Regions from separate parts of the Homo sapiens genome. Here region 2 is linked to region 1. Evidence: chromatin loops called from intact Hi-C (ENCODE). Cell type or tissue: heart right ventricle. All regions are shown on one strand. Each heading gives the region's core, and the rest is flanking DNA. Links, peaks and the distances in the headings are about the cores only.

The links. A loop is a pair of places that touch in the nucleus more often than their neighbours do. Peaks named below come from ENCODE experiments on the same cell type or tissue, not always from the same donor. Only the 100,000 strongest peaks of a DNase experiment are listed, where the experiment ranks them.
Region 2: it touches region 1 in a loop (6-fold over the local background); 84 of 110 quality-filtered maps call a loop at or near these places.

The regions. Positions count from the first base shown.
Region 1 is chr17:74,357,368-74,367,557 of GRCh38, forward strand. BTBD17 (BTB domain containing 17) reads right to left here and starts at 4,501. Exons shown (of 3, transcript NM_001080466.2): 1 at 4,368-4,501; 2 at 2,602-2,878; 3 at 1-364. The coding sequence starts at 4,452. It overlaps GPR142 (G protein-coupled receptor 142), which reads left to right and starts at 10,139. Exons shown (of 4, transcript NM_001331076.1): 1 at 10,139-10,190. RefSeq lists an enhancer at 1-460 and silencers at 4,193-4,242, 4,323-4,372. In heart right ventricle, for the core only: CTCF peaks have their summits at 4,293 (motif pointing left) and 4,517; a DNase peak (open chromatin) is centred at 4,276; H3K27me3 peaks cover 2,287 bases.
Region 2 is chr17:74,194,980-74,205,169 of GRCh38, forward strand. It overlaps RPL38 (ribosomal protein L38), which reads left to right and starts at 8,699. Exons shown (of 5, transcript NM_000999.4): 1 at 8,699-8,766; 2 at 8,939-8,979; 3 at 9,151-9,211. The coding sequence starts at 8,977. RefSeq lists enhancers at 1,450-1,950, 1,951-2,451, 7,935-8,438, 9,447-9,951, 9,952-10,190 and a silencer at 4,931-4,980. In heart right ventricle, for the core only: a CTCF peak has its summit at 4,827 (motif pointing left); a DNase peak (open chromatin) is centred at 4,832; H3K4me3 peaks cover 378 bases; H3K27me3 peaks cover 1,956 bases.

The sequences.
Region 1 (10,190 bases), core at 3,194-5,693:
CCGCGCGCGACCCAGCCAGGCCTCCAGCGCGTGGAACAGCTCCAGTTCATCCTGCAGCACCAGGTCCGAGCGTTGCAGGAGCTGCCAGAGCAGCTCGGGGCTCACGGCGCCCCACTCGGTGCTGGCCGCCACGGCCGACAGGTTCCAGGCCAGGAACTGCAGGCAGCTCTCGCGCAGGGCCTCGTCCCCGGTGCCCACCGCGTAGTGGTACCAGCCCACCGCCGGGCCCGCGCCTCCCGCCAGGTGCGCGCGCATGTAGTCGGCCACGCCGCGCTGCAGGGAGGACACGCCGTACTTGGTGGCCAGTCTGTGCAGGGGGATGGCCTGGGTCAGCAGCACGGTCAGCTCCCCGCAGTACAGGTACCTGCGGGAGAGACCGAGAGGTGGGGCGGGGTCAGGGCGGTACCCACCTCCCAGGATAGATTTTTTAGAGTCCACAGGGGACCCGGCCTGGAGTTGGAGCTTCACTGTCCGGGTGCAAACACAGTGGAAGCCCCACCCTGAGGCTTCCCATGTTTTCCTTTCAAGGACCCTTCCAGGCCATTCTTACTTCACAGGCTCTTCTTTCCGTTTCCGCGGTGATGTAGAAATTGCCTGCATTGACTGTGCCTCTACTAGGCGTGCAGCCCTAGGCTGGAACAAAACAGACGTGGCTCCTGCCTTTGGGGTTTCCAGTCTGGTTGGGATCCATGGCCTGCCTTCTCCTTGCCATGAGTCTGGGCAAGTCACTTAACTTCAGTGAACCTTAGGCTAATCAATCACCTAGGAAAGGGGGAGTGGCACACACCCCTCAGGGTTACTGTGACAACCAGAGGAGAATAAAGAATCTTGCTACAGGCCAGGTGGGTGCTAGTGGCTCACACCTGGAATCTCAGCACTTTGGAAGGCCAAGATGGGAGGATTGCTTGAGGCCAGGAGTTCAAGACCAGCTTGGGCAACATAGCAAGACCCTATCTCTACAAAAAATAAAAAATGTTAAAACATTAGTCATGTGTGGTGGTGCACGCTTGTAGTCCCAGCTGCCTGGGAGTCTGAGGTGGGAAGATAGCTTCAGCCTAGGAGTTCAAGGCTGCAGTGAGCTATGATCATCATGCCACGACACTCCAGCTTTTTTTTTTTTTTTTTTTTTTTTTGAGATGGGGTCTTTCTGTATTGCTCAGGTTGGTCTCAAACTCCTGGACTTGAGCAGTCCTCCCACCTTGGCCTCTCAAAGTGCTGGGATTACAGGTGTGAGCCCCCATTTCTTTTTTGCAGCCTCACCTTTCTTTTTCCTCTCCTACTGTTGGTGATCACTTCTGCTGAGTATCTCTTCGTCTTACTTCTGCCACTGTCCCATGGCTCACCTTTCCTGCCAGTCCCCACCGGCACACGGCACCGCACTTGCCTCTATAGGAGTGTGGCAGCCACTGCCAGCCATCTTCCCCAACGTCCATTTCTCCCCTTTCCCCTGCGTGATTGCCTCTGGGAATAAAAGACCACATTTCCCAGGCTCCCTCATTCTGGCCTTGGCCATGTGACTAACTGCTGGTCAATGGGCGCAGTTTGGGATTTGCAGGAAGGCTGATTAAATGCAACTGATTCCGGGTTAACAGGAAGACCCTTTTTGCCCTTCTGTCTTATCCCCTTTCCTGTTGCCTGGAACTTGGAAGCAATGTATGGAATTCTGCAGGCATCTCGTCTGAGCCGTTAGAACAGAGTTACTTTCTTAGACACTAGTGTGAATGGCACCCCCTGAGCAGCATCACGGCAGGAGGCAGGAGGTGGAGAGAGCCGTCTAACTTTTTCAGCTCCCTAGCCCTGTGGTTCCAAACCTGGCCAAACACCAAAACCACAGCGATGCTTTCAAATAAAAAATATTCGTCTATAATGGAATATTTAGGAAAATAAAAAGTAAATAAATAAAATAAAATAAAAAATGATTGCTGGCCCTAACCCTAGACCTGAAACTGACAATCCAGGTTGGGATCCGTGAAACTGTAGTTTTTTTGTTTGTTTGTTTGGTTGGTTGGTTGGTTGGTTGGTTGATTTTTTTCAGACAGAATCCTGCTCTGTCACCCAGGCTGGAATCTAGTGGCACAATCTCAGCTCACTGCAAACCCAAACTCTGCCTCCCAGGTTCAAGCCATTCTCCTGCCTTAGCCTCCCAAATAGCTGGGATTACAGTCGTGTGCCACCACACCCAGCTAATTTTCTATATTTTTAGTAGAGACAGGGTTTCACCATGTTGGCCAGGCTGGTCTTGAACTCCTGACCTCAAGTGATCCACCTGCCTCAGCCTCCCAAATTGCTGGGATTACAGGCATGAGCCACCGTGCCCGGCCCCAAAACTGTAGTTTTTAAAAGCTGTCTATGGCCAGGTTTGGAAACAGCTCTGAGGGGGTTACTAGGAACCGAAAGTGACATCAAACTGCACAGATGACACGGGCAAAGACAGGGAGCTGTACAGTGGAAGAAGGGATGCAGGGGTCACTGTCATCCCAGTGATGTCCGGGGAAATGGACATAACAACCTCTAAGGGCCTGGGCTTCCCTGACCCTGTAGGTGGAGGAGCCGGGGGCTGAGGAAGGGATGAAGCCATCCCCTAGTCTTCCGCGTCCCCACCTGATGAACTTGTCGAAGACAGCGGCGCAGTCCTGTGGCTCCTGCAGCACCGCCTCGCTCTGGTTACTTAGCAGCTCCAGGAACAGCTCACTGTGCAGTCCCAGCAGCAGGCGGTGGGCGTGGAATACCCGGACCTCATCGGTGCCCGCAGCCTGCACCCGCAGAACCACATCGCTGGCGTTGCCCTGCCGCAGCAGCTCCTGCAAGCGCTGGAGCACCGCCTGGGAGTGGTTGATGGAGGTGCCAGCTGCCTCCCCGCCAACATCGGCTCTCTGTGCTGCAGCAGGAAGGAACACAGCATAGCCTGAGAAGGTGCCCGGGCCCAGAACCTCAGTCAGGGGTGGAGAGGGACCAGCTGGAGACATATGCATGGGTGTGAGCAGAGGGCAAGGTGGGCCTAGGCGGGTTGTATGTGCATACCTGTTTGTGCCCACGAGGCGCGTGGATGCATCGGTGCACATACAAACGCACCCTGGGTGGGAAGGTCATGCCAATGCAAACCCCAAGAGGATGCTCTTGGAAGGGGGTGCATTCAGGCAGGGGGAGGTTGTGCTCAGGTTTAGGACAACATGCCCAGAACTCATCTCCATGCTGCCAGCCCCCCAGGCAAGGGTTGAGGAAACTCGTGGTCCCACCCTTCTCACTTCCTAAAGAATTATCCATCTAACCCCTTGGAGCAGTAGTCAGAAGTGGTGCATTCACTAACAAATATTTATTGAGCACTTACTATATGCTAGACATTCTCCTAAGAGCTTGGGATGTGGCAGTGGACAAAGCAAGCCAAGTTCTTATGCTCATAAAAGCACGAATTGACATATCAAACGGGTAAGACACACACAAATAAGCACTCCAGTTTTAAAGGAGCCAGCCAGGGAACCAGTGTCAAGGCAGGCTCCAGCCCCGCAAAGGCCCTTGAACGGAATGGGCCTGGGGTACTGGGAGCAGAGAGAGCATTAGGGAGGCCACAGCAGTAGCAGGAGAGAGGGGCGGGTGTGAGACGAGGCTGCGGGTGTGGAAGGGAAGCTGTTTTCCAGGCCCAGCCCTGCCCTCTTGGGTCCTGATCTCTGAGACAGAAGCCGATTTTCTGGGGTGGCCAGCAGGGGACAGGAGAAAGTGCGAAGGGCCAGCTGGTGCTGGAATAGAACTTCCTGGGTAACTGAGCATTGAGGCTGGCCAGGCCGGCCCTTTGCTTATGCTCCAGGATGCCCCGACAGTCAGATGGGGATATGCACTCAGTTATAGAAACTGTCAGCAGCTTTCCCAAGCCGAGAACAGCGAGGGGAGCCTCGCAGAGGGAGGCGGGCGGGGGCCTGATTGCAGCAGATGGGCCGCAGCCACATGTGCACGCACAGCACATGCAGGCCCGTGGTGCACACAGGAGAGAAGGCTCACACAGGAGCAGAGCATCTGTGCATGAGAGAGGGAGGCCGAGGGACAAAGGGAGGGTGAAAGAGAAGCGGGTAGTATGTTTCCCAGCACGGCCTTCCCCAGCTGTCACTTTGAAGGACCTGAATGCTGATGGCGTCCCCATTCAGCCTCTGCCCAGGACAATGGGCAATGGAGGGTCCTCTTGTCCTTAAGAGCCCTGCCCACCTGCCTGCCAGGCCCCTCCTTCCTTCAGACAGATGAGTCCGTGGAGCTGTCCGGTCCACCCCGTGCTCTCCCCAGCAGCTGGACACCGCCCCCTCCTGGCCGGCCGCGTGCAGCCAGGGCTGGGACGACCTGCCGCTCCACCCTGCCCCGCACCTGGCCCACTGCCCGCTCACCTGCATGGGTGACCAGGCCCACCAAGGTCAGCATGGCCCAGAAGCTGCCCCAGGACCCAGGCTTGGAGTAGCCTCTCCTAGGCATCTTTATGCTCAGCCCCCAAGTCCACTGGAGGGACGGTGAAGCCCAGACCACTCTGCTCACATCCCTCTTCCTTATATAGGATCCGGCACAAGGGGACGGCACCCCCCTTCCTGCTTGGCCTCCCTCCCCCACTCAGCCTCCTCCATGGATTGGTGGAAACTGGCCCCAGCTGTTGCCCAGGCAACCACTTAAGCCAGAGAGCGGCAGCCCCGGGGGCTATTGTGCTGCCTGTGGGCCCCCAAGGGGAACAGATCCGGAACCCTCCTCCCCCAATCTCCTTACCACCCAGCAGGGCTAGCCGTGCCTCTCCCTGGAAAGTTTCAGGCTCTCTGCAGAATAGGCGAGGGGCTCCAGGACCACTGGCAGCCATTGGCCTGAGGGTCCCCAGTTCCCTCCCCCAACCCCAGGCCTCGGCCCTGGCACAGAGCACACTTGGCAGCGTCGTGCCTGGAGCACCATGGTGAGCCGGCTGCAAAGGAAGGGCCTGGAAGAGGAAAGGAGAGGCGGCTGAGGCTCCCACCCCTCCCCCACTCCCATTTTGGGGTGGGGCAGCTCCTCAGAGAGAAGCTCAGAGATCTCTCGAATAGGGGCCCATGGGCAACTGATGTCAGTTTCATATTCTTTGTTGAAGAAGGTTCCTGGAATGCTGTGGGGAGGGTGATGGGCTGGCAGGAAAGTTCTGTGGGGACTGTGACTGTCGCCTCCCCCAGGGGCAAGCTGAGCCAGGTGGCAGGGCTGGGCATAGAGCAGATGCACCCTGCCCCGTGCACCACTGCATGGGTGACCCCTGCCCAGAGCGGGGCTGGCCACCTTCTAGCTCTGCGCTCCAGCCAGCCCAAGGCTGGGGACTGTCTGCCCTGCTATTTCCTGACTTGAATTCTCCTTCCCCAAGTGGCCTCAGGTCTCTGGGTTCACCTCCTTGGAAGGCTTGTTTTACCAGCTTCTGTCTTATTTCCCACTGTAATTTTTCCTTTTCCAGGCTAAGGAGGCATGCTGCAGACCTGGTGTTTCACTCCCAATGTAAGGAAACTGAGGCAGGGAGCTAGGTTGCAGTCTCAGTTGGGTTAGTGCAGAGGAGTGCTCTTCTAAAAACAAAGGCAACAGAGAGAGGAAAGTGAGTCTGGAGCTCAGCAAAAGCGCGCGCGCATGTGTGTGTGTGTGTGTGTGTGTAGGGTGGCATGCTGTGAGTCCTCACCTTTGCAGGGAGCCAGCAGGGTCTGCCCCAGTTCTTCGTGGGAGGGACTCCTTTGAGCTTGGCTAACCGAAGTGGGTGACTCCCAAGGGATCTGACTCCGAGGCAGGGCTCTAGGTTGGGGATGAATTAAATCTTCCTCTCCCTGGCTCTCTGGATCCCAGGGGCCAGCTCGATGCATTGATTTCTGCCTCTGGCTGGCACAGAGACCCAGCAGCTCCACCCCCTCTCTGGAGCCGCAGAGAGAGCAAGAACTGGGTCTGGCACCTGCCTCGTCCGGGTTGGCAGAGTTGGAGCTCTCCAGCCCAGCGGAAACCCCTCCAGCTGCCCTGAGTTTCATGCCTGGCTCCCCTCGTCCAAATCCACTATCCCTTGCCCACTGGCTGCCCGCCTGCCCTTCCCATGGGCTGTACCATGTCCTGGCTCAACCCAGCAAGTCCAAGTCTCCATGCAGCAGGGCAGCCCTGGTCCCTGAGGGCATCCCAGCTTCCAAGCACAGTGCTTTCGATAGGAATGTTATTGATGATAAGAGAACCCGCTACTCAGAAAACTGTCGTTTGATATTTGTGCCTCTCAACTCCAGCCTCCTTCAGCCTCTGCATCAGTCATTCTTTGTTTTGTTTTGCTTTTCTAGAGGCAGAATCTCTCAGTCACCAAGGCTGGAGTGCAGTGACACAATCATAGCTCACTGCAGCCTCAAACTCCTAGGCCCAAGCGATCCTCCTGCCTCAGCCTCCCAAGTAGCTGGGACAAAGGCAGTGCCACCACGCCTAGCTAATTTTGTGTCAGTCATTCTTGAAGGGTAGCCACCTGCATTAGAATCTCCCATGCTCCACCTTGGAACCAGGATTTTCAGGGGCAGGGTCTGGCTGTCTGTATTTTCTAAGTACTCCCAGACAATTGTTATACGCACCCCAAGACAAGCGCTACCTACTAGAGCTAGATTGGTGGCATTTCAAGTGTGAAGGAAGCTGGGAGGCCCTGGATCATCAAGAAGACCCGGAAGAGTCACCTCTGACTCCCCATCTCTGACAGGCCCCACCTCCCATTATTTCTAATCTCCCTTATCCCTGGCCCTCTTCGAATGATTTAGAAACTAGCTTTCCACATAGAGGCATTCTCTGTTCTCATTTTCTTTTTTTCTTTTTTTTTGAGACGGAGTCCTGCACCATTGCCCAGGCTGGAGTGCAGTGGCACAATCTTGGCTCACTGCAAGCTCTGCCTCCTGGGTTCACACCATTCTCCTGCCTCAGCCTCCCGAGTAGCTGGGACTACAGGCGCCCACCACCACGCTCAGCTAATTTTTTGTACTTTCAGTAGAGACGGGGTTTTACCGTGTTAGCCGGGATGGTCTCAATCTCCTGACCTCGTGATCCGACCGCCTCGGCCTCCCAAAGTGCTGGGATTACAGGCGTGAGCCACCGTGCCCGGCCTCTCATTTTCGTAACAGAGCATTGCTGGAGTGTGTGTGTGTGTGTGTGTGTGTGTGTGTATGGTATGCATGTGCACATGTGTGTATGCAGTGCGTGTGTGTGCATGTGCCTATTTATATGTGTGTGCGTATTGTGTGTGTCCATGCATGTGCGTGGTGTGTGTGCATGCATATTTGTGGATATGTGTGTGTGGTATGTGTACATGCATATGTATGTGTGGGGGAGTGTCCTGGGGCGGGAGAGAGGAAGCCAGGTATTTGCCCTGAGCCCTTTTTTTTTTTCTTTTGAGATGAAGCCTCGCTCTGTCGCCCAGGCTGGAGTGCGGTGGCGCCATCTCAGCTCACTGCAACCTCCACCTTCTGGGTTCAAACAATTCTCCTGCCTCAGCCTCCTGTGTAGCTGGGATTACAGGTGTGCACTACTATGTGCAGCTAATTTTTGTATTTTTAGTAGAGATGAGGTTTCACCATGTTGGCCAGGCTGGTCTCGATCTCCTCACCTCAGGTGATCCTCCCGCCTTGGCCTCCCAAAGTGCTGGGATTACAGGCGTGGGCCACGGTGCTTGGCCAAGTCTTTGAGAGGAAGAATCTGCAGCACTGCATATATATATATATATATATACACACACACACACACACACACACACACACACACACACACACACACACACATATATTGGCCCCATGGATCTGGGAGCGCCATAATTCCTTGAAGGCAAGTCTGATGAATTCACAAGCCAGCACCATCCTAGAGAGGAGTGTTACTTCCCGCCCCAGACGGGAGTGTTTATAGCCCAAGCCATGTGTCTGAGGTCTTATGACCAGGAACCTCAGAGGCAGGATTTATTTTTCGAGTTCTGAGTTGTGCTTGACTTTTCTTTTTTCTGATTTTTGTTGTTGTTGTTGTTAGATATGGGGTCTCACTCTTTCACCCAGGCTGGAGTGTGGTGGCACTGTCATAGCTCACTGCAGCCTCAAATTCCTGGGCTCAAGCAATCCTCCAGCCTCAGCCTTCCAAGTAGCTGGGACCACAGGTATGAACCACTGCACCTGGCTACTTGACTTTTCTTTCCACAACCCCATGTTGTGTTTTTGTTTTGTTTTGTTTTGTTTTGTTTTGTTTGAGATGGAGTCTCACTCTGTCGCCAGGCTGGAGTACAGTGGTGCGATCTCAGCTCACTGCAACCTCTGCCTCCTGGGTGCAGGCGATTCTCCTGCCTTTGCCTCCGGAGTAGCTGGGACTACAGGTACCCACTACCTGTAGTGGCTGGCTAATTGTTGTATTTTTAGTAGAGACGGGGTTTCACCATGTTGGCCAGGATGGTCTCGATCTCCTGACCTCGTGATCTGCCCGCCTCGGCCTCCCCAAAGTGCTGGGATTACAGATGTGAGCCACCATGTCCAGCCCATGCTGTCTTTTTGGGGAAGTTTTTCCAATTGTGATAAGTGATCCCTTTGGACAAGGAATCTCTAGTACTGTAAAAGCAACGGAAAACTCTTGCAAGCTTGGGACCAGATAAAGAGTTTCTGAATCTGCAAAGGGGGTGATCAGACACTGGACTGTGGTAACACCTCAGAGGGGTGGGCTCCAGACGCAGCCTGGCCCTACCTGGCACCCTCCCTTGCATCTGTAGTGCCTCCTGTCCTGACTTAGGGTTCCCTGAGTCACTGGGCCACTTGGACTGGGGACAGGAGATCATGGGTTTAAGTTCCAGGCCCCGTGTACACAGGGGAGCACATAAAGGTAAATATGAGGCCGGGCATGATGTCTCACACCTTTAATTCCAGCACTTTGGGAGGCTGAGGCGGGTGGATCACTTGAGGTCAGGAGTTCAAGCCCAGCCCGGGCAACATGGTAAAACCCCGTCTCTACTAAAACTACAAATATTAGCCAAGCTTGGTGGCTGGTGACTGTAATCCCAGCTACTTGGGAGGCTGAGGCAGGAAAATCGCTTGAACCCGGGAAGCAGAGGTTGCAGTGAGCTGAGATTGCACCCCTGCACTCCAGCCTGGGCAACAGGGTGAGACTCTGTCTCAAACAAACAAAAACTTAAATAAGAAGGAATCCTTGGCCAGGTGTGGTGGCTCACATCTGTAATCCCAGCACTCTGGGAGGCCGAGGCAGGTGGATTGCATGAGCCCAGGAGCTCGAGACCAGCCTAGGCAACATGGCGAAACACCGTCTCTACAAAAAATACGAAAATTAGCTGGGCGTGTTGGTGCTTGCCTGTAATGCCAGCTATTTGGGAGGCTGAGATGGGAGGATCACTTGAGCCTGGGAGTTCGAGGCTGCAGTGAGCTATGATCACACCACTGTACCACAGCCTGGGTGACAGAGTGAGACCCTGTCTTGAGGGGTAGGGAGGCAGAAGGAAAAAAAAGAGAGAGAGAGACCCTGGTGCTCAGGCCTGGTGGCTCTGGCTGGACTGATCAGGGCTGAAGACTTCAGAGACCAAAAAGGTCAAGGTGTGGCCGGGTGCGGTGGCTCACACCTGTGATCCCAGCATTTTTGGGAGACCCAGGTGGGCATATCACCTGAGGCCAGGAGCTCAGGACCAGCCTGGCTAACACGGTGAAACCCCGTCTCTACTAAAAATACAAAAATTAGCCAGGCATGGTGGCAGGCACCTGTAATCCCAGCTACTTGGGAGGCTGAGGCAGGAGAATCACTGGAACCCAGGAGGCAGAGGTTGCAGTGAGCCGAGATAGCACCATTGCACTCCAGCCTGGGTGACAGAGCGAGACTCTGTCTCAAAAAGAAAAGAAAAAAAAAGTCAAGGTGTGCGGCTGGGTCTTCATAACATCTTTCACCTTGCCCAGGCTGGCTCAGAGGTGACTGCCTTAGTGGATAGGATCCCTTCCACCGTGGGCTAGCAGCCTACCCTGGTCACTGACACCACACCATGTAGGAAAGAATCGCCACCACCAAGAAGGGGCCTCTCACCTCTGTATAGGCTGTGTGCTGGCTGATGACGTGGTTGCCCTGTCCTGTCTGCTGCTGCCACTGAGCTGGACATCTCCAGGCTCCATCTCTTGAACCATGGATCCCAGCGTTGTTAGCAATGAGTATTATGATGTTGCCCATGGAGCAAAAGATCCAGTGGGTCCCCACTT
Region 2 (10,190 bases), core at 3,333-5,832, 160 kb before region 1:
TCCTGGGCGGTGTAACACCACCAAGCAACCTCAGGCCTATCTGTTTCTCCAGATGCCTTGGCAGGCACGTGACTATACGTGCATGCAAGCTCACCTGTGCATTGGAAAGTATGTCTGGGCTCAGCTGTGCATTGGAGAGGAGTGTCTGGGCTCATCTGTGTGTTGTGCAGGCTAGCTAGAGTGTGTCTCCAACCTCAGCTAAAGGCATGGCCAAGATCTACGGGATAAGGGAGTGAAGGGCTCCTGAGAGCTAGTGGGACAGGATGGAAGAGCACCAGCCCAAGCCCTGGGGGACTTCTCTGCCTTGTGACCAGAAAGGGGAGAGGAGATCTCCCACAAAGCCATCCAGACACCACCTTTGATGGGCTCCTTGCACTGTGCTGGGGAGGGGGTGGGCTGTATATCTTGCTCTGTGCCCAAGGAAGACCGCCTTGAACCTGTTGAGCTCAGCCAATGGGGTGCCCAGGCAGAACACTGAGAGAAGGAAGGGAAGATCGTGAGCTCAGCGCATTCGTTTCCCTGAGAGGCGGCCACGGGCTGAGGGCATTGCTCGGCTGAAAGTCCCAGCCCCATCAAGCAGACCCCTCCTCACTGCAGCGCTGTCTTGGGTCTGGTGACCCCCTCCTCTCCTCCGTGGTAGTAACAGTCCCCGCTGACACTCGCTGGAGCTCCACACTCTCCTCTCTGGTGTCCTGCACCTGCCCATGCCTGCAAACAGACCTTTTATGAAAATTACCCTCAAAACACACAGTCTGGCTGTGCCTCCACTTCCTGCTAGGACCTCGAAGGATCCCTCAGGTGGGAGGCGAACAGCATTTGGGGGAGACAGCCCCTCCTCTCCTGATTGTTTCTTCTCTGGTTTCCTTCTCTGTTGGGCCCCCATGGACAGATGAGCCCAGGGTGAGGGTGGCACAAAGTTATCTCGGGGGGACAGGGACAGCCCTTCTGCCCCTCGAACATTTCCCTCCCAAGCCTCTGCACCAGCTCTCCCACACCCCAAGCCAGGCTGGCCAGCCCTAGGCAGGACACAGAGGGGACCCACGACCACTCAGGCCTCCTCACAAGGGCCGCTGGCCCACAGCTGGAAGGAGGGAGCAAAGTAGGAGGTCAGGCGCGTTGGCTCATGCCTGTGATCCCAGCACTTTGAGAGGCTGAGGTGGGCAGATCACCTGAGGTCAGGAGTTCCACACCAGCCTGGCCAACATGGCAAAACCCCGTCTCTATTAAACATACAAAATTATCTGGGCGTGGTGGTGTATGCCTGTAATCCCAGCTAATTAGGAGGCTGTGGCAGGAGAATCGCTTGAACCCGGGAGGCAGAGGTTGCAGTGAGCCGAGATCATGCCATTGCACTCCAGCCTGGGCAATGAGACTGAAACTCCGGCTAAAAAAAAAAGAAAAGAAAAAAGAAATAAGGGAACAAAGCAGCACCTGGGGGCTCCACTGAAAAATGAGAGGGGCAGAAGGCAGGAACCTCTGGCAGAGGGAAGAGCAGGTGCCCAGCGGGCAGGACGGGCTCACAGACAGGGTGAGCAGGAGGAGCAGACACACAGGCAGCAGCGGGGGACAGAGGAGAGGCAGGCAGGGCTGACTGAGTGTAGGCTGCGGGGCTCTCCATGGGGTCCACTCTTGCAGCCCAGGGAGCGGGTCAGGGACGCGGCTTCAGCCGTCAGATGCCAGAGATTCCCAGGAGCAGTTACCAGGGAGCAAATCGCTGTGCTCCCGTGGAGATGCTGCAACCCACCCGCCTGCGCCCACCCAAAGGACACTCCACCCACACGACCCGGGTTATGAGATCACCTCCATTTCACCCTGTGCCCCCATGCCACGCCCCAGCCCAGCCCACACCCACGCCCTCCATCCCGGCACTAACACCAGCAAGGCCAGAGGTCTGCCCCGCCCTCCTCTCCCTCCTGCAGGGGGTCGGAGCCTGGGGGAGAGAAGCCCGCCCACGGGGTCACCAGCCTTCCCCTGGGGGACTCTGCCTAGCAGAAGGACCCACAACCCGTCCAGCACTACTGCTAAGACGCTCGTGTCATTCACGCCCGGGACGCTCGTGATTTATGGACTTTAATTTCCCCAGATCCTCAGTGGCTTCCCTCCTTTCCCTCTGGCCTGTCAGGGTGTTTGTCTCCCAGCACCCCCAGCACCCCCCTCCCTGGTTTTTAATTTGAAGCATCTGTCTGGAGCATCCCGAGGAGGAGACGCCTGCGAGGCTGAATGCATGAAGCAGCTGACAGCTCTATTGATTTCCTCTCTCCCACCGCATAATGCAAGATATATACAAGCCGATAGGCCAGCCCTCTTTGAAGGGTCTGTGCCCTTTTTTCTCACTCTGATGTCCCCTCACCCTGGCACATGTTGATCTATAGGAGGGGTGCTTGTCCCTCATGCTGAAAATGCATTCTCCTCTGCCTCAGTGTTATTTTTCTCACTGTTGGTGGATGAGGCCTCATCTGTCCTTTCTGTGCTTGCAGATTGGACACCCAGGAAGCAGTTCTTGGAGTGAAAGGGGCCAGTAGGGAAAAGCAGGGGAGCTGGGGAGGTGTCATCTGTCAAAACTGACTCTGCCCCCCATGGAGGAGATGGTGCGGGGCTTTCGGAGTGGCCCTCCCCAGCCTCACAGGTCTGGGCAAGGAGGGCTGCTTTCCACTCCAGCCCACGCCTCCACCAGGTTGCAGGTTTTTTCCTCCAAATCCATTGGCAACTCTTGCCTGGGAATCACATTCAATTAACAGCCACAGAGCCGGCTGCTGGGCTAAGCATTTTTCTATTCTTGGTGCCTTCTGGTTTCTCATAAGCAGGGCAGCTGCAGACAGTTGTGCAGGCTGCACACAACTGGCCGCAGTGGCCTGGATCCTAGCAGGAATTAATACTCAACAGAAACTGAGGCTCAGAGCTCTCAGGAGACTCATTCAAATTCTCCCAGCCAGACACTGAATTTGAATCTAAGACTTCCTGCCTCCAGGAAGAGTTTTCCTCCCACCCTATCATACTGCCTCCTCCAGGAAGACCACCTAGATTGATACCACTCAATCTGATGCTTCTTTCATTCTTGTCACCCTGGAACTTATTTGCTATGAGGGTTTGCACATACTAGCAGGCTCCTCTGGAGGTGTTGGGTTTTCAGGACAAAGCAATATTCTACTCCTCTTTGTGAATCACCATCGATGTTACTCCTGGAGGACTTTCCTGGCCTGTATCACCCCTTCCCCAGCCTGTATCAGACCCCCATGGCCTCCATCTGGTCCCACAATTCCAAACACTTCCTACACCTAGGGCCCAACCTCATCACTGCCTCCCTTACTATTCTGTGTGTCCCTTGAGATGGGAACAGGGACAGGATCTTATTTGTGCATCTTCACCACTTAGGTACCTAGAGGCACCTTAAAGACGTGCCCCATGCCTCTCCTCCCTTCTCCCACCCCAGCTCCCCACCCCATCCCGAGGCTTCCCACTGGAAAAGGTGTCCCCACCCGCTCTGGGCTGACATCAGCTGCCTTGCCTCCCAGAGTAGGGACGAGGCTCCTGGTAACTAGAGCCGACTGCACCCCGCCTTGCCACCCGTTGAGCCCGGGCAGAGGCAGCACCCAGGGCTGTCCTCCTTACAGCATCCACAGAAAAGCTTTGAAACCCTAGGCTAGGTGCAAATAAGACAGTAGCCTGAGCCCATGAGTTACCTGGCCATAGGCACAGAACAGAGATATCCATTATGAAAAAGAATGTCCTCGTGGTTTTGGCCTTCTAGTCAAGCGGCTCTCAACCACAAGTGGCATTGCCCTGCTTTCCCCCGGGGACATTTGGCAATGTCTAGAGACATTTTCGTTTCTCACAATTGTGAGGGTCTAGCATTAACCAAGTAGGGGCCTGGGATCCTCACAAGGCTCAGAAGAGCCTCAGCCCCTAAACAAAAAGTGAAAGTGACCCCATCCACAAAGGTCAACCATGTGGGGCGTGAGAACCCCTGTTCCAGTCTGCCTGGCCTTTCTTCGTGGCTTCTAGCTCAGCAGCAGGGAGAATGTTAAACCTGTCTACCTCTCAGGGGCTCACAGACTCTTTGGGGGCCAGGGGGAGAGTGAGTAACCAGTATCCCTTTAAACTCACCATCTTCAGTTTCTAAAAAAACACCAGTGGGCCGGGTACAGTGGCGCAAGCCTGTAATCCCAGTACTTTGGGAGGCCAAGGCAGGAGGATCGTTTGAGGCCAGGAGTTAGAGTCCAGCCTGGGCAACACAGGGGACCCCATTTCTAAAAAAAAGAGGAAAGAAAGAAAGAGAGAGAGAGAGAAAGAAAGAAAGAAAGAAGGAAAGAAAGGAAGAAAGGAAGAAAGAAAGAATATAAGACCACATGCTTGTGGTCCCAGCTACTTGGGAGGCTGAGGCAGGAGGACCACTTGAGCCCGAGAGGTCGAGGCTGCAGCGAGCAGCGATTGCACCTCTGCACTCCAGCCTAGGCAAGAGAGCAAGGCTCTGTCTCAAAAAAATAAATAAATAAAGCACCAACTCACCCCGCCACCCGACTCCCCATCCTTTCCCAGGTAAATGAGTTCAGTGCCAGGGACCAGAGTCCCGGCCTGCTGACAACCTTTAAGGTTTAATAAACAACTCCCTTCCGAGATGGTTTAAAGGCCAGCCCTGCCGGCAGCCAAAGGCAGGGGCCTCTTGGAGATTAAATGAGATGGTGGATATGAAAGCACTCCACCAGGTATGAAATCGCATACAAATATTCCCGATAATTTATGGACATTTCTCTCCGCCTGAGCTCCCAGGAGTCGCGCGGAAGGGGCTATTCCGTTTCCAGCCGCGGCCTCAGCGCCCCCGTGCGGCCGCCAGTGGACACAGCACCCAGGGCGGGCCTTGCCTGAGAGGTGCGGGTTGGAGCTTTGCGAATCACCCCATAGAAGCTTCGCTGCAACCCTGCGAGGCGGGAGAGAGGCGACAGCACACACACTCCCACCCCCAAAACATACACACACGTGCACGCACACACACACAGAAACCAGGAAACTAAGGCTCGGAAGATCACCGCTGGGCAGTGAAGGAGGTGCTATGGACCCCAGGGATGGGCCCTTGGGTGACGATGACCACAGCGGGCATAAGTGAGGCTGGAAGGGGAACTCCTGAAGGCCCTGAACTCCAGCCCAACTCCCCCTCCAGCCTCTTCTCCCCGACCCCCTGCCCCAGACCCTCCTTACCTCTGCCACACTGAACTTCCCACTCATTCTCAGAAACACCCCGCATTCTCCTGACCCTGGGCTGACGTCAGCTCCCTCCCTCCTTCTGTCTGGAAGTCCTTCTCCGGGCAAGCTGCTGCGCACCCCTCTCGGAGGCAGCAGACTGTGTCCCCTCCTCCACGAAGCCTTCCAGGACTCCCTCAGGAGGAATTAGACCCCTAGCCTCTGGGCATCCTCCACAGCTTATTATGGGATCCCAACAGTCATGAGTGTTTGGAGCAGGAACCGCATTCTGCTTATTCCCAAGCCCAGCCCGATGTTCACCAAGTGAACGGAATGGATTGAATGGGGGAAAATCCTGGAGGTTGGGAAGTCTTCCCAGCCATGTGCCGTGCCAGCCCTCTGCCCACCTGCGAGCTGGGGCATTGGGGTTTTTTTGACCCATCCTGGTCCTCTTTCCAATGTGTCCCTGAAAACTGAAGAGAGAACTCTAAACCATTTGGCCTTCAGAGGTGGCCAGAGTGGGGCTGCTGGAGGGAGGAGGGGAGGCCCGGTGACTTCTGAGGCCCTCTCTGCCCAGAGCCAGCAGAGTGAGGGAAGGGAAGGAAGGAAAAGGGTTGGATTGTGTCCTGTAGCTCCGGACATGCCCTCTGAGCCTCTCCTGCCTCCAGCCATGCTGCAACACACTGCTTGAGACCCTCCCTACCGCCTCTTGACAACAGCAATAGCCCTCACCATCCCACAGCTGCCAGCACTGGACATTCCAGCCTACCAATGGCCAGAGCGACCATAACAGGCAGCCTGGGCCATCCTGCCCTCGAGTCCGGGGCTTTCCTCTCCTGCAGGATCCACCCTAGGCCCTGGAGAGTTTTGTTTCATGTGTATATGGGAGTCATCAGGGAGGCTCATGTCCAGGTCAGCATCTGCTCAAGGTCTCAGGCTGTGGCACTCAGGGCCTAGGCTCTGCCCCCCTTGGTCTCTGACAGTCCCCGGCCACTCCAGGACATTTGGGGCTCATCTTCCCATGGAGCAGGGAAGCGTGCCCTCTGGGCACCTTGCCTCACTTTTAGTAGCTGCAGCTTATTTTGCTATTTGTCCCCCTTGGGGAGCTGGAGGTCTTTGGTACTTGAACAAATTTGCCATTGTGTTTTGCTACTACACGTCTATGGTCCCTTAAATTATACAACTCAAGAGGGTGAACATCTGTCTCCCTGGGATCGCTGCCAAAAGGGAGGTGCAGCTCCTCCTTCTATCCCCGTCCTTGTCCTGTCGGGCCGGCAGTGAGGCAAGAAGCACCAGTCATTCATTCAACAAATAGTTTTTGGACCTACTACATGCCAGGCACTGCTTCAGGCACGTCAGTGTCTCCTTCTGGCTCTCCCTGAATTCCTCCCTCCATCCACCACCCCTTTATATGGTGAGTGATCTCAGATGCCGCATCCAGCCGGATCATCCTGCAATGTTAGCATTGAGCACTTACTGTACAGATGGGTACTGCACTTCGAGAGTTATCGACAGAATGCTGAGCCCTGTCCTTGCCTTCAAGGAAAAGTGGTAAGGTGGGGCGTAGTGGCTCACACCTGTTATCCTAGCACTTTGGGGGGCCGAGGCAGGAGGATCCCTTGAGCCCAGGAGTTCGAAACCAGCTTGGGCAACCTAGGGAGACCATGTCTCTAAAAAAGTTTTAAAAAATTAAAAATAAAAAGAGTGGTGCGCATGTATGAAAAGTTAAACACCTCCACGCAGCCTACGGAGAAGTGATTGCAAGGAACCACTGTATGAGCGGCAAGCAACATAAGTCAAGGGTGAAGGGTCCTGCCTGAAAAAGGGGAGGCGGGAGCTGAGCTCGGAAGGACCAGTGGCACTTGGCATCAGAGTGGACAGCAGAGCAAATACCTGGAGGGCAGAAAGTGCCCAAAAGTGCCCCTCGGCTTGGCTGAAAGGGTGGTTGCTTGTGGAGGAGCAGTGGGGTAGAAAAGACCAGAAAGGCATCGCCTGAGATGGGAAGGGCTGGCAAAGCCGGGCTCTGAGGTATGGGAAAATCCTTCTCAGGTCAGAGCTGAAGCACTCGTGCTTCTCAGATCGGATCCGACCTTCAGACATCTAAAATTAGGCTTCTGCCAATTAACTTTTCCCACTGCTAGAACCCCGACACATTTACAGTTGCAGAGACATCGTTCAGCTTCTTTAAAAGACTCTTCAGTGTTATTACAATATTTTTGTGATCTCTCTGCAGCAAGGTCTATTGGTTCCTGTATCTCCAGCACCCCCAGGAAGGTGCTCAGCCTGAGCTTGTTAATGGAAGGGCAGGAGGGAGGAAGAAAGGAAGGTTAAGTTAAATAAGTTCTAAGTAAAGCTCATGGCAAAGTGTTCTTTCCCTTCAGGAGGGCCGCTCTGTAATAATAAGCACGAAGCAATTACATTCTGCCGTGTGGTTATTAAATTTTGGGGAAACAAATATAATAAAATGTAGACATTTGTAGGGAGGTTGGAGATAAAATAAAAATGGAGGATAAAAATAAAATCGATAACCGCAGGTTGCTCAGAGTCTAACCTAAAGGATGTTAGGGGGAGAAAGGAACGCTGCCCTCCCCAGGCTTCCCAAGCCTCCCCAGGAAGTGGCCGGAGCCTGGGCTGGGGAATCTGCCCAGCAGGGGTTCAACTCCTGAGTCCACCTCTCCCCTCTGGGGCCGCGGTGAGACCCCGCAAGAGCAGGAGCACTCCCACTCACCATCAGCCCTAGGGGTGAGACACTTAGCCAGGGGCAGCGCTGCGACAGCTTTTGGAAGTATTATTATTATTATCATTATTGCTAGAGATGGGGGGGGGGAGGTCTTACTAGGTTGCCCAGGCTGCTCTCGAACTCCTGGCCTCAAGCGATCCGCCTGCCTCGGCCTCCCCCAGTGCTGGGGTTATAAGCGTGAGCCACCGCGCCCGGCCTTAACTTGCTTTCATTGTACACCAATTCCTAAGGGAATTGGAAGCAGCAAGCAGGAACGCTCCCTCTTATGGAAAGAAGAGCCCAGGGCCCTGGTCATGACAGGTTCAGGTGCCAAAAAGGAGACGGGAAGAAAACGTGAGGCGCCAGAACAACAGGTTCTACAAGGTGCACACGAGGGTCCCTGCCATTGAATGAAGAATTTTCTGTGTGGATGCCCCTGCGCAGGTCCAATGAAAGCCGTGGAGAATAAGCGTTAGCTCTTCAAACTGAATCTGAGCTAAAACCTAGCAAAGCCAGGCTGGGGTCTGAGGGGTTGCGGGGGAAGACAGGAAGGGGTGGACGGGGAAGAGGCGGGGGTCCTAGGAGGAAGGGATGGGGAGGAGCGAGAGGAGGGAGGCGGAGGGAGGGCGGCAGCCAGGATGGTCCATTCCATTCTTGGAGCTGCACTGTTGACTTCGACCACAAGGGGGCAGGGCTGCTGAAATTGGAAGTGCGAACGCCTACATGAGTCTTGATCCTCGGCAGGCACCGTACCCAGTTTCCTCCGTTGGGAGGGTTTAACTGCCCGGAAACGGAAGTCTCGTTCTTTTTCGTCCTTTTCCCCGGTTGCTGCTTGCTGTGAGTGTCTCTAGGGTGATACGTGGGTGAGAAAGGTAATCTGGGGCAATCCACTGCCAGGTGAAATCTGGGGACCCCAGGTCCGCGTGGAGGGTGTCGGGGAGGAGAAGGGGAGTGCGATGGGGCCGATATTTCGGGGGAGAGCGGGAAAACGGGGTTCGCTGCCAGCCCCCGCGCCGTGTTAACGCCGAGGACTGTTTCCCGCAGGTCCTGGTCCGCGCCAGAGCCCAGCGCGCCTCGTCGCCATGGTGAGTACAGTCCCTGCCTGGCGCCTTCCCGGGGTGGGCTCGTGGGGCCCCGGGGCGAGGGCGAGAGAGCCTCCCAAGGATCTCCTGAGGCCGGGAGAAGCTGGTGGACTGGGCCATCGCCGGGAGACGTGTCTCTTTCCTCTCTGTTCACCCGCTTCCTTTGTGTTGCAGCCTCGGAAAATTGAGGAAATCAAGGACTTCCTGCTCACAGCCCGACGAAAGGATGCCAAATGTAAGTGGTTGCTCCGAAGGTTCAAGAAGAGCGGTGCCTAGCCTGGCACCGCTCCGGGAGCGTCTTCCCCGGAATGTCAGGCAGGAGACGGTTAGGCCGTCTGGGTGTGTGCCTGGCCCTCTGGGAGCAGTGGTTTCATCCTGTTTCCCATGAGAAAGACCTGTGGGGGGCACGTTGAGGCCCTGGAATTTCTAGGACCATCTTTAGCTAATCGCGATCATCTCAGAGGCCGCCCTGAGTTCAGTTTTCTTTCGTATAATATAGTAAATTGTCGGAACGGAATCTCCACTCCGCGAAAGCCTCAAAACACACGTCCCATAAACACTGTTTAGGTTCTCTGCAGTTGTGCAAAATCTTAACACAAAATCCATTTTGTAATAAAGTGCTGGATATTTGCATGTAATGTATCGAGCACGGCACACTGTGTAGTATGGTCGTTTACCTCGTGATCCTGTGGTCGCTGGCCAGTGTCAGAAGGTATCATACCTATCTAATCCAGAAAAATATTTAAAAAAATTTTTTTTTTTCTTTGAGACAGTCTGGCTCTGTCGCCCAGGCTGGATTGCAGTGGTGCGATCTTGGCTCACTGCAATTACCGCCTCCCAGGTTCAAGCGATCCCCCTGCCTCAAAGTAGCTGGGCGCGCCACCATGCCTAGCTGATTTTTGTGTTTTTGGTAGAGACAGAGTTTCACCATGTTGGCCAGGCTGGTCTCGAACTCCTAACCTCAGATGATCCACCTGCCTCCGCCTCCCAGAGTGCTGGGATTACAGGTGTGAGCCACTGTGCCCCGCCAAGATCAAAATTTGAAGCAGGGCTTCTACTGAATGTATATCGCATTACCACCATTGTAAAGTCACAGAGTTTAAGTTGGACTGTCATAGGTCTGTTTCCCAGCTTGTACATACAGGGGAAAGAAGGTGATTAATGAAAAACCTTAAACAGCAGGTTTTCGATGGATAGGTGCCAATCTCTGCTGC